Linked DNA regions of Mus musculus: region 1 is linked to region 2. Evidence: chromatin loops called from intact Hi-C (ENCODE). Cell type or tissue: left cerebral cortex. All regions are shown on one strand. Each heading gives the region's core, and the rest is flanking DNA. Links, peaks and the distances in the headings are about the cores only. Region 1 has its middle 110 kb from the start of Gm35615. Region 2 has its middle 32 kb from the start of Gm35671.

The links. A loop is a pair of places that touch in the nucleus more often than their neighbours do. Peaks named below come from ENCODE experiments on the same cell type or tissue, not always from the same donor. Only the 100,000 strongest peaks of a DNase experiment are listed, where the experiment ranks them.
Region 1: a loop joins it to region 2, with 2.1 times the contacts of the local background. A loop is called at or near these places in 4 of 42 quality-filtered maps.

The regions. Positions count from the first base shown.
Region 1 is chr13:6,180,328-6,183,147 of GRCm38, forward strand. No RefSeq gene overlaps it. Among named protein-coding and RNA genes, the nearest start is that of Gm35615, 110 kb to the right of the region's middle. In left cerebral cortex, for the core only: no CTCF peak of the experiment used is centred there; a DNase peak (open chromatin) is centred at 1,179.
Region 2 is chr13:6,338,248-6,341,067 of GRCm38, forward strand. No RefSeq gene overlaps it. Among named protein-coding and RNA genes, the nearest start is that of Gm35671, 32 kb to the left of the region's middle. In left cerebral cortex, for the core only: a CTCF peak has its summit at 1,310; DNase peaks (open chromatin) are centred at 189, 2,205 and 2,525; H3K27ac peaks cover 2,500 bases.

The sequences.
Region 1 (2,820 bases), core at 202-2,701, 160 kb before region 2:
CAGTGTGGTGTTAACAGGCAGCTCCATGGTTTCACAGATTCCTGGTCCAAACCATTTACACAGAGAGAGACTCATGTGCACACATATACACAGATGAATAAACACAATGCCATGTATGAACACACATGTGTGCTCACATACATAAACACACACACGTGTATGTGTTTGCACACAAGTTACACCCAAACCTATTTTTAAAAATAAGAACAAGAGTTCATTGGTTATGTAATATTGAGGACTGAACACAGACCCTGGCACATGCTAGGCAGGTACTCTACCACTGAGCTACACCCAGGATCTCACTAATTCTTCATATTGGCTTTTTTTTTTTTTTACACTCACAATTATTTGCTTCCAAGTGACTGTGTCTCTCATTTCCTGGTCTCATAGGCCTATCTGACTGGCCCATGGTAAAAGACCCATAAAAATTTGAAGCTACTGGATGAGTATCCACTATTACCTTTAGTCACTTTGCCATGGAAATTTCTGGGATAGTGGAAAGGAATGCAAAAGCAAATGATGCAGGAAAATACACCATCAGTAAATACACCACAGTAAACACACCATCAGTAAGCACCACAAGCCATTGTTTCCCTGTGCAAGGTCTGACTCAACTGCTTACTTAGTGCAGCACAGCTAAGTTAGATCCAAATTCTGTACACTGGCCTTGGTTATATGGGGTGACTTCTTCTATTTTTTTTTTAAATAAATGTAGCATCACAACAGTCCCCGTAGTTAGATATTTGGAAGACTGAAAGTTTACTGAAAGTTTTCTTCCCTCTTGACAATAATATAATACAAATGGTCTCAAACGTGTGCTGTGATGTTTCAATAAGACATCTCTGCCATCAGTTTGTTTGTTTTGTTTTGTTTTGTTTTGTTTTGTTTTGTTTTGTTTTAACCACACATAGTAATTCATGGCAGGCTTTTCTAGTTTGTGGGTATGATTACAAATTTTATGCAAAAAACATGACAGGTTGCTACAGGTTGCAGAATTACACAGACAAGGCGTGAGTATGCCTTTCAGGTTGATGCTTGCTAGAGACTAAGAAGCAGGTGACAGCAAGAAGTCCAAACCTCCTCCCACATGTCTGCCTCTCCAGCCATGATCCAGTGAACACGCAGCTCGCACACTGCCTTATGCTGCTGACTTTGCAGGGGAAGCAGCACAAGTCACCTTTTCTCCTTCTCACCATTGCTATTTTCCATACACACTGGGAGATGATATAGATCATCATTCTTCAATGCAACTTGTGAAATGAGAGGAAGTTCTCCACTTGAGTCTTCTTCAAATTGTGTCCAAGAATAAACTGAGCTACAATCTCTCACAGAAGATAAGATGAGGAATAAAGTCCTCTTGGTCTAGGCTGCTACAGGATGTCTGTCATTTCTACCCCAACTACTGTTTCAAGGGATTTACACATATGTCTATAATTCTGTCATTACAAACAGTGACACTTGTTTGTTCTATTGTTATGTATATTAACACTGTTGCAGACTGAATGTTGACCTTTGCTCTGCATTCATACATTGAAACTCAACCTCCCATGGGCCAAGAATGTGGAGACAGGCGCTTTAAAAAAGTGACTTTTTAAAAAGTTGGGTGAACTCTAACCTTATGCAGTGGGTAGTCATAGAAGAAGAGGAGCTTCGGAGCAAGTTAGCTAGCTCAAAACGAAAAGCACTTACTGCCAAGCTGGATAACCCAAGTCCAATCTCTGGAAACCACCTGATGGACAGAGAGAACTGTGCTCTTACGTTGTGCTCTGGCTTCTATATGCTCACCAGGCCATGCACACACCTACCCTACCTCCCACAAATAAAGAAATTTAAATATTTTAAGGAGATTAAGATACATATATTCAATGCCAGACAGTGGCACCACATGCCTTCACTTCCAGCAATTGGGAGGCAGAGGAAGGAAGAACTCTGTAAGGCTGATCTAGGGCTACATGGAAAAACTGTGTCTTTACAAACAAACAAACAAACAAACAAAGACACACACATTCCCAGAAGGAAGCCTTTGTGATAACAAAGAAAAATATGAATGGAGACAAGTCCAAGAAAACCAAGCCTGCTGACACCTTGTACTTAGATTTCTAGCCTTAAGCATTCTCCGAACATAAACATAAGTAATATGTCAGCTTCATAAAGGACTCTGAGTACCCTGCTTTATCTTCTTAAACACCTAGGTATTGGTCAGTACCAGGTTGGTAAGCATGGATGGGCATCTAGCTTAATCCAGGAAGTATTTTCTGTAATTTTGTAGTAAAGGATAGGTCACTGTGAAATGCTTACATCAAAGCTCAACTTTTTACAGTTCTTGTTACTGCATATGGGGGCTGAAACAGTATATGACTTAGATTGCGTCTTCAGAGTGAGAATTTATGTTTCAAAGCCACCTGCTAAGAAGCTGTCATTATGTTATTTTAGAGCATATCATATATGCATATGGTACATATTATTATACTTCATACACTAGTAATTGGAGGCTCACTTTCTAGATCTCATGACCAGTTATAACCAATTAGATTTGTCTTTGCACCTGAATATGTTCAGGCCTCATTCTTGAAATGGTAAGATTTTACATCTAGATTCTAGACTGCAAAAAACAAACTCATATATGTAAATACATTTTATTGTATATTTTGGGCCACTGAATGACATATAAGGCTTTTCAATATATGTTTCAGAAATCTCATAACAGGTTGGAAGCAGTGGTTGTTCTCAGCCTTCTGCCGGTCTTACTAAAGGAATGAAGAAGCGGCTCCACCAGCAAGATACTCTCAACTCTGGCGAGTATGACTTCTTATGTTTTAT
Region 2 (2,820 bases), core at 128-2,627:
AGACCCATGTTCACTGGTTCTGTACCAGGAACAGGAAACATGTCATTTTGTCCCCACCAAGGCCATGCCAGACTCAGTGCTTATCACAAATTTGAATTCAAGTTTTTGGGAAGCTAGAACACAATTTTCAGATCTCAGTCAGTTGAATAGTTTGAGAATAGAACACCGACTCCATAAGGGGAAACTGGGACAGTGAGCTTTATCAACATCAAAATCAGATGCTGTGGAAAAACTGGGAAAATGGATAAAAAGACCAACTTCAGGCTTTTAAGCACCACAGTAAAATCTAAACAACTCACTTAGAGAGCATTTCCCTGAAGAACAAAGGATACAAGTAAGAGACTAACCATTAAAATCAGCCCAACCCCATTAGCCATTGGTGTGATGTAATGAAGTAGCTGAGGGGCTGCCAGTTGCTGCCAATCAGTGAAACTGAAATGAAATGGTTTCAGGATCCCAGCTGCTGGTGATGATGAGGGGAAGGTGAACCACTCATGCAGGGCATTGAGGAGGGACCACCCTCAAGAGAATATGTTGCTTTCTTGCAACACTAAACAAGAACTTCTCATGTAACTCTGCAAGTGTAGGTTAGGGCATGCTCTCTGGGAAGGAAAGACTGAGCATGCACATGACAAGTACAAAATCTGTCCTCGTACCAGAAAAAAAAAAGGATTCAAACCTTCTTTCTGGTATGCCTGAAAGGCACCATAGACACCACAGCTCACCCATAAAATGGATGGTGACTAACAGGAAAAAGCAGCTGCTTTGTAACATACGCTGCAGTGAGGTAGCTCTCCAGGTGGAAAATGTCAACCTTGAAAGGTCCCCTGGTGTTTGCTTTTTATTTATCATTTTCAAAATGATACCAGAGATGGAGGAGACAGTGACTGTGGCCAGGGGACAGGCACCAGGGATGGGAGTGGAGGAGCACCACAAGTGAGCATTTCTGGGCGTGGGGGGATTGTATAACACTACACATACCTACACACAAACAAATAAATGTAAAAATAGATAAATGCCAAATAAGGTCTATGTGACACAGTAAACTATAATGTCTCTAGGGTAAATGCCTCCCCACCTTCTGGCTAAGAGCAAGAGAAACCCCAAAATCCAAATCCTGGATTTGACTTTTGACTACAACTATATAGGATGACATCATGGGGAGAAGCCAGCTAAAAGGAATGAGACTGCAAACTAGTTTTACAACTTCCTGTGACTATACTGATAAAAATAATACTTTTAAAATCAAATTACAAAAGACATTAGGGTAGATATCCAAAAGGATGATAATAACAATGCCTGTAAAAATCCACTAGGGGCTGGTGAAATGGCTCAACAGAAAAAGACACTTGCTGCCAAGCCTGAGGACCGCAGTCTAACCCACAGGACCAGCATGGTAGAAGGACAGAACCAACTCCTGCAAGCTGTCCTCCTACCTACATACTTGCACTATAGCATATGTGGGCTCTCAAACATACACCATACATACATACATACATCTTACTTTTTTTTTAATAGGGGGCTGCAAAGATGGCTGGGCAATTTAGAGCACTTGCTTTTGCCAAGGTTGCAAATTTCAATCTCAGCACCCTTGGTGCTGAGCTTGAAACCACCTAATAACTCCAGCTCCAAAGGATACAACTCCTTCTGGCCTCTATGGGCAAGACATACATGCAGACACAAACATATACACATATTTAAAGATGATTTCAAGCAAGGACATTTTAAAAATGAAAATTCATTGGGACAAGCTGATGTGATGAGTTTCCATTCTTCCAATAACCTCCTTCCTTCACTATTTAAAATTTGCTGAAGATTTAAAAGTATTAAGAGATAGTGGAGTGTATTTTTATTAGATTATTTTTTACTTTATAGGTAACTATAAATCATTTTAGAGCATGTTCTGGGTCTCCAAAGCCCACCAGGAATTAAGCGAGGAATCCTCAGGAGATGATGTTCAGAATCAATATTGTGGGACAGAATACCTGCCCATCGAATTGCATGCTGTTCTTTCTGGGTTTTCTCTTTGGTTAATTTCCATGAAGCGGGTCACGTGCTCTCACCCTAAGACCTCCAGGCATTCTCAGCTGTCACTTGTGAACAGCTCCTTCCTCCCTCTGCTCTTGCCACATGATGGGTGCTGGCAGCTTTTCACTGCTGTGCTGGCAGCCCCAGGCTGTGAAATCAGATGAGCAAATAACCTGAAATGCGACACACCTGGCGAGAGACAAAGGGCACATTTTCCACTGAGTGTTAGAAAACTACCAGCGCCAGGGATGTACTTTTGAATGGAGACAAGTTATAGAAATGACACTGCTGGTGCCATATATTCTGAGAACAAGCATTCTTCCTACTGTAATTTCATGTGACTTTTAAAAATGTATTTTATTATTATTTTGTAGTACCAGCACCAGCAGTATGGGCTGGGCATGTAGCTCAATTTTCAGAGTGTTCACCTACCATTTGTGAAGCCCAGGGTTCAGTCTCCAGTCTCACATGAACTGAAGGTGGTAGCACATGGCCTTGATATGATCCATGCAACTTAAGAGGTGGAGATAGGAAGACCCGACACTCAGAATCATCCTTAACTACATAGTGTTTTCAAGGCTAGCGTGAGATACATACTCTACTATACATGTATTATCATTTTGATATTGCTATAAAATTCGTCTACAGTAACCATAACAATAATGCTCCACCTCGGGAAATTTAAAAAGAAGTGAAGAGATAGAAATCGGAATGAATACAGTGAGCCATGTTGGGGGACTGCTTTTAATTTTAGAAGTAAAGGGAATATAGAAGAACACCTTGCATCTAAGT